Linked DNA regions of Mus musculus: region 1 is linked to region 2. A link is a loop called in an ENCODE intact Hi-C map of the cell type or tissue named here. Cell type or tissue: left cerebral cortex. All regions are shown on one strand. Links, peaks and the distances in the headings refer to the core of each region. The heading gives the core; the rest is flanking DNA.

The links. Hi-C counts contacts between places; a loop is a spot of excess contacts. Peaks named below come from ENCODE experiments on the same cell type or tissue, not always from the same donor. Only the 100,000 strongest peaks of a DNase experiment are listed, where the experiment ranks them.
Region 1: a loop joins it to region 2, with 2.9 times the contacts of the local background. A loop is called at or near these places in 1 of 42 quality-filtered maps.

Annotation. Positions count from the first base shown.
Region 1 is chr8:123,814,760-123,820,269 of GRCm38, reverse strand. The region is part of intron 1 of Rab4a (RAB4A, member RAS oncogene family); the gene reads right to left. Among named protein-coding and RNA genes, the nearest start is that of Rab4a, 12 kb to the right of the region's middle. In left cerebral cortex, for the core only: a CTCF peak has its summit at 2,311 (motif pointing left); a DNase peak (open chromatin) is centred at 3,147; H3K27ac peaks cover 2,154 bases.
Region 2 is chr8:124,017,363-124,022,872 of GRCm38, reverse strand. It overlaps Taf5l (TATA-box binding protein associated factor 5 like), which reads left to right and starts at 1,476. Exons shown (of 5, transcript NM_133966.3): 1 at 1,476-1,684. It overlaps Urb2 (URB2 ribosome biogenesis 2 homolog (S. cerevisiae)), which reads right to left and starts at 1,376. Exons shown (of 10, transcript NM_001368414.1): 1 at 1,347-1,376. It overlaps Mir1967 (microRNA 1967), which reads right to left and starts at 232; the gene lies at 151-232. In left cerebral cortex, for the core only: no CTCF peak of the experiment used is centred there; DNase peaks (open chromatin) are centred at 1,440 and 2,276; H3K4me3 peaks cover 2,365 bases; H3K27ac peaks cover 1,138 bases.

The sequences.
Region 1 (5,510 bases), core at 133-5,132, 200 kb after region 2:
GATTATAAACAGAAAGCATTTTGTCTGAAATCACTTTGGCCAAATATCCAAGAATGGTAAGAGTGTTTAGGAAGCCAGGAGTAACGGTGCCTTGCTGGAACAGTGCAGGTGCAGCCTGGGGTGGGGCTGGGGTCTGGAGTACCCAGACAACTGGGAAACCCACTCGCTCCTCTCAGGAGGATGGGAACTGTCCCCTTGGAAAATGAATTATGAGCCAATACTGTAATTACTCTAGATAGTAAAGCCTGAGTCAGGAAGTCAACAATAAAAACCCCGAAAGCAATGCAGACTGCTTCGGAAGGACGACACCTTTACTAGAGACGCAGAGGTTCCCCCACCCCGACACACACACAGCCCTCTGAGATAAGTTTGCAACCAAAAACTACAAAACTCCTCCTGAGGACATTATGATAAGAGACATAAGCCAAACAATGATCCCGTTTGTGTGAAGTTCTTGGCGTTCACACACAGAGAACAGGGACACTGGGGTGGGGATGTACCTCAGTGCCTCACTGTTGTGCAGACCCCGCCTTCAGGCCCTGCCAAAGAGCAGCCTGGTAAGGGGCCATCAGGATGGCAAATAACATGAAGACACAGTGAAAAATGAAGGAACAGGAGGCTTGAGAGAACGGGTCGAATAGTCTAGATGGCCTGGGAAGAAAAATGATAACCACTGAACATAAGTTCTCTCAGAGCCTGGTGCTCCAGGCTTTTCACCCAGCTACTTGAGAGGATGAGGCAAGAGAATCACAAGTTCAAATCCAGCCTGGACAACTTTGTTTCATAATTAAAAACTGAGAGAAGAGGGCTGGGCATGTATCGTGGACTAGGTGGTAGCACATGCCTGCCATGTACAGGGGCCTGGAAAAACAACAATAAAATCAGTACTCAAGGCAGATCGAGGAACAGATGACAGGGAAGGGAGAATGAGTGGAGTGGAAACTGTAGGAAACTTACCAGCAGGCAACAAAGCGAGACACACACACACACACACACACACACACACACACCCTCATCACACCAAACCACCACCAACAAAACAAACACACAAGGGGACCCTGAAAGGTGAGGTGGACAAAGGGAAACCAAACATCTGTGAGAGAAAGTTAACACCAAAAGGCACAGTGACTGAGGTCTTTAGAACACTAACGTTAAAGGAATCAGCTGAGTATGATAATTCACAACTGGGCTCTCAGTACTTGGGAGGCAGAGGCAAGAGGGTCACTAAGAGTCCAAGGCTAGCCTGGGCTACAGTGTAAGACCCTGCTTCAAAACAAGGTGGCTCAGCAGAGAAAGGTGCTTCCTGTCTAAGCCTGATGGCCCAAGTCTAATCCTCGGAGTCCAGGTAAAGGTGCAAATACGGAAACACGTTATATGCCCTCCCCCCATGCATATACATGCATATACACATATACATGCATATACACACAGTGATGATAAACAGCAGCAACAACCAAAGAAATTGTCAGGATGAACATAACCTTGAACCATGGAGGGGAGTTGCTGCATGCATACCCGAGTACAAGGTGGACAGAGGGTGTGGTGCGGTCAGCAGGAAGGAAGACTCCCTCAGGGACATGGGGAGATCCTAGCTGCGAGGGCAGAGCCATGGCTGCAGCAGCTACTTACCCCAGTGTCCCTCTTCCTTCAAAAGTCACAAGTTTTTGGAGTCTGATAACATAGTTATGAGCAAGTACAACAGGCCTTCCTTCTTCTGGGCTCTAAACTACACATGGAGGCTTTAGGAAAATGGCAACTCGTGGGCTAGAGAGACGGCTCAGTGGTTAAGAGCACTGACTGTTCTTCCAGAGGTTCTGAGTTCAATTCCCAGCAACCACATGGTGGCTCACAACCACCTGAAATGAGATCTCATGCCCTCTTCTGATGTGTCTGAAGACAACTACAGTGTACTTATGTATAATAATAAATAAATCTTTGGGCTGACAAGAGCAAGCAGGGGATTAACCGGAATGAGCAGAGGTCCTAAAAATTTGATTCCCAACAACCATATGAAGGCTCACAACCATCTGTTCAGCTACAGTGTACTCATATACATAAAATAAATAAATCTTTAAAAAAAAGAAAGGAAAAGGGCAACTCTTCCTGATGTGATTGTAGAAATCCTACTAGAATGACTTAATGAGAAGCGGGGACGTTCAGGTGACTTAGTGAGAAGTGGGGATGTTCAGGAGATACAAAATGGTGCCTGGAGAGACGGCTGAGGGTTAAGAACACTTGCTCCTTCTGCAGAGGACCAGTGTTCAGTTCCTGGAACTCCTAAGGCCGGTAACAACCTTCTGGGGAATCCGATGCCCTCTTCTGGCCTCCAAAGGCACTGCACACATGTGCCACACAGCTGAATCCACAGGCAAGGGACATTAAGAGCAGGGGAAGGTAGGCAGATACACAGGAAAGCAAGGAAGGGGTCTACCGTTCACTTATCTAGTAAAATAATAACACCGTGCATCGGATGACGCTGTACATCTGACAATGACACTACACAGCGTATGACAGTGACACCGAGTACCACGATGCTGTGCCCGAGCAATCACCAAGAAGCTGTAAAGAGAACGGGATGGGACAGCCATCAGCACTCAGAGGTGGATGCAGCAAAATCAGGAATTTAAGGTCGCTTCAGCTATTTAAGGCTTTAGAAGCTAACCAGGGATCTGTGAGACCCTACCAACAACAACAATACATGAAACAACCTTCCCCCACCCACCCACCCACCCACCCACCCACCTACCGGCCAATCAACAGAAAGGAGGCAGAGAGCAGAGGGGTATGTTTGCTAATGTGGCAAGGGGTTGTGGAAGGAACAGCACAGGGGTTCTGAGATGAAGAATTTTATAGTTTATGAATATTTATTACATGGCTGGAGAGAAGAGAGAGCGAGTGAGAGAGAGAGAGAGAGAGAGACAGAGAGAGAGAGCTCTGTCCCCTCCCAAATCATGTCATGGTGGGATAAATTTCCATTCTCGGGGTATTTCCTTCCAGGATCCTCTTGAAAAATCCCACGGCTCTTACACTCACAGGTAATGCTGGTTTCTTCAGGGAGGAATTAGCTCGAAGGCAGGGAAGAGTCTGTATCCCAAAATAGGAATGCTAAAATGGGGCCTTGTGCTAAGCGTGCTTTTAACTTTCCATATGATAAATGTCAGATGGATGATGGGAAAGCTACCAAGCAATCAGCAGCCATGCGTAGACACAGCCACCCTTCCACGGAGCAGAAAAAGTCACAGCAGCCAGAGGACATGATACTCAGTGCCCCATCTCCTCCCCAGACCTCAGCAGACCCACAGCAGGACCATGAACCAAGGCACGGAACGGTCTGCAGTCGGGGCCGAGTAGAAATGACGGATTGGCGTTGCACACTGTGCTCGGCAGCCAGCGCCCACGACCTCAGGCTTGCTTGGTCAACAGTGCCTCTGCTTGTGCAGCTCTGCCCGCTGTGACCCCATTTTGCTTTAACTCTGGTCCTGTTCTCAGACTCAGATCATGGCCCCACTCTGTATCTTGGGATCCTGTTATTTTCTTTTTCTGAGCTCGTAGTGGAACTCGATGCTAAGATAAAACTGATCAGAAACTGGATGTCCAACCCCCAAGATGAGGGAGTGCCACAATGTGCAAGTGTGCGTGCATGCAAGTGTGTGTGTGTGTGTGTGTGAGAGAGAGAGAGAGAGTGAGGGAGAGGGGGAGAGAGAGAGAGAGAGAGAGAGAGCGTGTATTCACCACCTGCACTCTGCCAGCACTAGACTTCAGGAGACAATGACCTGATCCTCCCAGGAATGCTGCCCACTTCCTCCAAGGAAGGAGAAAGCAGTAAGGAGACACAAACATGGTGGCCCCCTTCCAGGACACCCAGCCTCACAGTAGAGAGCTTTGAACACAAGTTCTACAATGCCTGCTTAGTGTTCCCTTCAGGTTGCCACTTTGAAGTTGAGATTTCCGCAGGCCATAGAGGGATGGAGGCCCTTGAATTGTGCACCCTCCAGGGTCCCTCTTCTGGTCGAACAGGTGCTTGGCTTTGGGTAGGCAGGATGGAAGATCTAGGGCTTCCTTGCTTTCATGCTTAGAGTTTGAGATGTGAAGACCAATGGAAGGGATGTCAAAGGATGCAAGGAGAGTCTATTTTGAGATACTGAGTGGCAGATCCAGCTGGAAAATCCTGTGAGCCAACAAGGTTGAGGCCACAGTAGCCTCCCTCACAGGCTGACCATGAAAGGCCCCCTGGTGAAGTCTGTGCCCTTGAGGTGGGGCAGAATCCTGACCACCAGCCCCTACAAAGCTTGCAGCCTTAGAGCAGCAGATCTGGTAGAAGACTGGGCCAGGATGTTGCAAAGCACATCTTCTAGCAACACAGAGACACAGTGGCAGCAAATGCAGACTCTGGACCTGGGAGTGAAGGGCGGGGTATCTGGGAAGGGTATGGACCACGGCTTATTGAAGAGCCAGGAACTCTGACCTCAGGATGGATGCAGTCAGGGATGGGAAGGGGGCAGAAAGCACCCAGAGTAAAGCCAGGGAAATGAACACCTGAAGCAGGAGAAGAGAAGGTGGCCAGAAATGATCCCACACAGCTGTGAGGCTGAGGTACTGGCCAGTCCTCTGTACAGATGCATCAGTCACCAGGTCAGTCAGGAGCTGAGGACAAAGCAAGATAAGATAGCCAGCAGATGACTCTGATGACGGCTAGCCCAAATGTCTGCGGACAGCAACAACCTAAAGAGCTGGCAGGGCTCGGCATGAAGGGCACGCGTATTTCAGGAAAATGCAGCGTCTGCTGCCCTCCTGAGGGAAAGGCAGCCCAAAAGGAGAGAGGTCAGCGCCAGTGCAGGACACAGTGAGCTAAAGATAACGACGCCCAATTCGGATGGACGCCCTCAGTCAGGAACAAATCTTAAGTGTATTAAAGAGTAGACTGTTGGGGCTGGTGAGATGGCTCAGTGGGTAAGAGCACCCGACTGCTCTTCCCGAAGGTCCGAAGTTCAAATCCCAGCAACCACATGGTGGCTCACAACCATCCATAACGAGATCTGACTCCCTCTTCTGGAGTGTCTGAAGACAGCTACAGTGTACTTACATATAATAAATAAATAAAAAAAAAAAAAAAAAGAGTAGACTGTTGAAGTTGATTAGGTTAACGGAAGGATGAAACCTGGCAAACTCTATAAAGAAACAAGGGCAAATAATCTGTCAAGATGATTTTCAGAATAGTTCACTTAAAAAGAGAGACAGAGAGGAGAGAAAGAGGGAGAGAGCTGAATAGCTTTTCCTTTTCAGACAGGGTCTTACTATGTAGCCTGGGGTTCTGCGTCTGCCTCCCAAGTATTGTGATTACAGGTGTGGGTTACCCCACCCAGTGTGAACAGCTAGCTTGACTGGAGGCTGAGTCAATGGGCTGGCCTGAGGTGCCTTGACACATGCCACACAGAGAACAGTCAGCTGGCTCTCAGCTCTTCCTTTACGGGGAGCTGGCTCCTGGGGTGTCAGCTTTGACCCACTGAGGG
Region 2 (5,510 bases), core at 389-5,388:
ACAGTACTTGAAGAAAATAATGCTTCTTGAAGTGAAAAAGAAATTAGGTGATGTGGCTGAGGAAACGGCTCAGCAGTAAAGAACACTTGTGACTCCTGTAGAGAGCCCGAGTCCAGTTCCTAGCACCCACAACGATCTGTAAGTCAATTTCCAGGGAATTCTGCATCTTCTCCCCAGGATCCTCATGAATGTCAGACAAAAGGAGCAAAGAGAGAAAGAAACAGAATTCAGGCATTAATTTCAATAAAAATGCTCTTACTTCTACTGTAACAGTAACTCGTCACACACAGCTACAGTAGACAAAAACCATATACAATCTTTAAAATCCCAAGTAACAAAGGAAAGGATACATTAACAACCTACACTTGCTATGAAACCCAGCTAAACCTTTTGAGTTTTTAAAAGTCATAAAGTTTGTTTCCATTATGGTAAACAACTTAGCTTAAACCCTGACAGAACATTCACCACGCTGCTGTGTTGAGGCAAGAGACTGTGCACTTTGGAAAGCTTACTACAGGCCTTCAGAACTGAGAGGCCTCCCTTCCTGTCCTCGCCCTCTGACTACCTCGGGAAGGGTTTAGGGCAGGGTTTTTCCACCTGCGGGTCACACGCCCACAAGATTGCAAACCAGGTATTTATTCACATTATGCTTCCAACAGTAGGAAAATTGCAATTATAATATAGCAACAAAATAACTTCATGGCGGGGGGGGGGGGGGCGTGTCACCACAACATGAACAAAGGGTTGCAGGATTAGGAAGGTTGAGAATCAATGTTCTAGGGGGCTGGAAAGATGACTCCGTGGTTAGGATTACTTACTGCTGTTCCAGAGAACCCAGGTTCGAGTCCCAATATCCCACATCTTGGCTCACAACCACCACTCCAGTTCTAGAGGAACGCCCCTCTTTTATCCTCTGCGGGTGTACATAAAACACCCATACAAATAAAAAGTTTGGTTTTGGTGGTGGTGGTGGTGGTGGTGGTGGTGGTGGTGGTGGTGGTGGAGGAGGAGGAGGAGGAGGAGGTGGTGGTTCTAGTTTATCATGATACCTTCAAATCCTACTACCTGGATCGGGGCTCCCTCGAGTCCGAGCTCCGTGTAGGAGATCGGGGTGCTCTCTAACGTGGGTCTCCCTCAGATCAAGGTTCTCTCAAGTGGAGCTCCTTCAGTTCGGGGTAAAGCAGTTCAGAACCTCAAGCAGGGTTCCATAGCGGGAACTCCCTCGGGCAGAGGCTCCTCCGATCCCGGCTCTCCAGCCGGTTCCCTCCTGTTAGGACTGGTGTCCGCATCCGCCAAACTGGCGCCTCGGCGCAGAGGAAACCCAAACTCTCCAACCGTCCGCTCACCTGGGACCTCCACGGCGGCGAGCCACATGTGAGGGAGGCGCTTCCGGCAGACGTTGACGCCAACGGCTCGGGGCGGGGAGGGGCGTCACGCAGACATCGCTAGAGGAGCGCCGAGCGCGCCCTGGCCGCGGCGGCGTCGCGCGTCCGCGGCCTAGCCCGGCGTGCCCGCTCCGTCAGGCGGTCATGGGGCGGCCACCGAGAACCGCGAGCGCGGGAGGACGTAGGGCGCGGGGACCCGGCTAGCCGGTCGTCGTACGGAGTCCTACGGCGGGCAACCGATACGGAAGCAGCCGGTGCCGGGGCGGCGGCGGGGCAGCGGGAGCCGCCTGGGATGTTCAGTGAGTGCGGGCGGGGCGCGGGACAGGGCGGGGGGGGGGAGGGGACGCGGGGGAGGGGCCTCGGGCGGGAGAGCGCGCGCGCGCGCGCCCGCCCCTGCGCAGTCCCGGCCCTGCTCGCGCGCGCGCGGGTCCGAGCGACCCCGCACGTGGCGGCCCCGGCTGCACGCGCCCGGAGACCCCGCGGCCCCGCCGGGCGCCCTCGCGCGGAGCCAACTGCGAGCTCACGAGGGCGCTCGGCGGAAGTGGGCAGCGGACGGAGGGCTCGCGGCTGCCGCGGGGAGACGCGGCCCCGCGGACCTCGCAGGCGCTGTGGCTCCGGCGTCGAGAGGTGAGTTTTCCCCTTCGCCGGGACCGGCAGGTGGAGGATAGCCTCGGGGCTCTGCCGGGAGTCCCGTCCAGTCCGACCCGCCCTATTAGAAAGTGAAGTAGGAAGGGAGTCTGCCTTTCTCCAGGTTACAGACTTTTTGGCTGTAACCTGGGGCTGAGTGTCACGGATGGAGTTGGTGACCGCAGAGACTTAGAGTTGCAAGCCGTGTAGCAGGCGAGCTTGCTGCCTCGGTTTCTTCTCCTGTAAAATGGGAGGGTAATTTAAGCCCAGACTCTGCTGGTAGTGGTGGCGCACTCCGTAATCCCCACACTCTGTAGGCTGAGGCAGAAAGATTGCTGCGAATTGTTGGCCATCCTGGTGTACGAAGTGAGTTCTGCACCAGTCTAAACCACAGAGTGAGACTTGGTCTAAATACACGTGCATACACACACACATACACATATGAGAGCCTTGTTTTATGAACTATAAAGCGAATATTAAATCAGAAAACCCAAAATGTCAGTTTGTGCCTTCAGTATTTGCCATCAGTAATAAATAAATTTGGTTCGTGTGTTTTGGGACAGTCTTCCAACTGTGAGATTTGTGTGTACTTCTGTCACTGAAGAGAGGCAAAAACCTCTTCTGACTACTTAGTAACTGGTTATTCTTTTTGTTACTCTGTCACAATCTATGAACAACATCTGGGGACAAAAGAAGGGGCTTTGCTTCTTTTCTGACTTGTTTTAGCTTGACCTTGTGTGACGCCAGCGCTGCTCATTGAACACTACTTGAAGTCACGGTTCCAGCCTTCCACGTAGCCAATCAGCATGTTAGCTGATTAACTTGCAGGCTCTCGTTGACATAAGCATCAGTGAGCGGTTGGCCCAGTGCTCCCCTGCAGTCCCGTATGGGATCAGTGGAGCATAGGGTGCAGGCTCAGACACTGTCCACGAGACTGCGTTCCCTCCCATTCAGGAACTGCGTGACTTTGGGCAAGTTGTCTGATAACTACAGGCTTCAGCGTCCCACCTGAAGCGTTTACCTGCCTAATAGAGTAAAAGCAGATAGTCTGTGGGAAGTACTTAAGATGGCGTCTTACTCAGCAGCGGAATGTTAAGTAAACATTAGGTATCAATGGTAGTGTAGGACTGGGATGGTGTTCCAGGCTCTGGGAGTAGAAGGGCAAAGACCAGGAAGCCATTTGAGGAAGAGATAGCCAGACAGAGAGAGCATCAAGGTTTGTTCACACCAGGTGAGCATTTGTAAGGGTGCCTCCTTAGGAGAGGGCTTGGCCAAAGCCTGCTAAAAGGTGAGGGAGCCTCAGTAAAGTGAAAATGGAAGTGGGTAAGCAGCATTCCAGCGAAACCTCGAAACCTCGAAACGACATGATGGGTTTTTTCACTGGGTTTCCTCCAGTGAAAGCAGTGAGTTTTAAACTGATGCATCACATTGGCTTTTTGGGAGGAAGGCCTGGAATGGAGTGGGGCTGGGTCGCAGTAGAGAGGCATCCCTGCTTCTGTACAGCTTCTAGCTTAGTACAGAAATTTTTAATCTGAATTTCAAAGCTAAGAGAACATTAAAACAAAACATGAAGGTACAGGTCGTTCTAGACAGTATTTCCTAAAAACCATGTTTTGGTGTGTGTCATGTACCAGGTTACAAAGCAGGTTTCTCTGAGAAGTCTCTCTGTGATTGGAGAATGTTATCCCATGTTGTGGTCTCTGCTCCAAGGCAGCCTTAGTTGTTGCTCCAACACCAAGATGGTCTTCAAGAGGGCATGCCAGGCTGGAGCAAGCCACTGGTGCTGGGTTGGAGCTTTTATTCAGTCTCACCAAATCAGTTATATAAACAAAACAACAAGAATTAATGTTCACTGAGGAGTACTGGGATCATGTCTCAGAGAACACTGTACAGATCGCACATAAAATACAAACTAATGTGGAAATGGAGGCTTGTTCTTGTTGACCTACTGCAACCGGCCATGACAAGGGGATGGAGATGGAAAGTTCAAGGTCAGGCTGGCTAGGAACAGAATTTAGGTTATCATGGACTACATAGCAAAAACTCTGACTGGGGGGAAAAACAACAAAAAAATACTGTAAGGGGTGAATGAAAATGAGCTCATCAATAGCTTGGACTGAGACTTGCAGCAGAGAGAGTAGATCGGGATTTGGAAAGGATGAAGTGCTGTGAGGACTGAGGGTAGCTTGGTGGTAGAGAGCTCGCCTGCATGGGAAGAAGGCCTTAGGCTTAATCCCTGTTGCCCACCCCCACTTCCACCTCTCTCCAAAAAACCTGTGTTGTCTGTGGTGACCTAGTAGGAAGACAAAATGCTTTGGAAAGTCAGTTATATGTCCATTTGGACTTCTTTTGATCCATGGTCTCCTGTTATCCACGGCTGGCCTGGGACTTACATGCAACTTTCCTGTCTGGTCTCCTAAGTGCTCGGGTTAAAAATGTGCCACAATACCCAGACCAAAAAATAGAATTTGATAATCTATAGTGGTTTAATGGACACTGGTTTTAAGATGTGTATAAATAGTTGGAGCACAATTGTACCACATTTGGTATTTATACTGCTATGCATGTCAGTGAACTTTTATATACGTAGTGTTTTGAATGGTGATGGCCCCCATAGACTAACTTGTGGTTTGTGAGTGTTTTTTTGTTATGTTGTTTACATTGCCTTGGCTGTACTGGGGCTCAACTATGTACACCAGGGTTGCCCGGCTCCTGGTGTGTGAAAGTGTGCATCGCAAGATGAACCATACCCAGCCAGCATGGCGCTTATGTTTGGTCCCTTGATGAAATTGTTTGGGAAAGGATTAGGAAATGTTGCCTTTTTGGAGAAAATGTATCACTGAGGTGTTTAAGGCTTTGAGGTTTCAAAAGTCCATGCCAGGTCTAATCTCTCATCCTCCAAAATGTGGATAAGCTGTAGCTTTCAGCTACTGCTCCAGTGCCATGCCTTGCTTGTCTGCTCCTCACCGTGATACTCATGGACTTACCCTCTGAAATAGTAAGCAAGCCCCCAATGAAGTGCTTGCTTTTGTCTGGTGATGGTGGTGACACTGGCAGCAATGACAGTGGTGCCCACCTTTAATCCCAGCACTCAGGAAGCAGAGGCAGGTGAATCTGTGAGTTCAAGGCCGGCCTGGTCTACAAAGAAAATTCCAGCACAGCCAGGGCTACACAGAGAAACCCTATTTCAACACATCCCTCCTCCCTACAAATACTTTTATAAGTTGCCTTGGTGATGGTTTCTCTTCATTAGCAATAGAAAAGTAACCAAGAAAATATAGACCCTCTTCTCTCCTGTGCTATGAAAACAGTAGTAAAGTAGAAATAAGATGCTTGTGGCTTTCGTATTTCTAGAAATCACAAAAGATCAAAAGCCTAAAATAAGTCCAAGCAGAAACTAGACAGCACTCAAACTTTTAAATCAGAATATAGTTCATGCTACCTGTCCCTTCAGAAGCCAGTAAGTGGGATAGGAATTGAATCTTAATATAGCTTTAG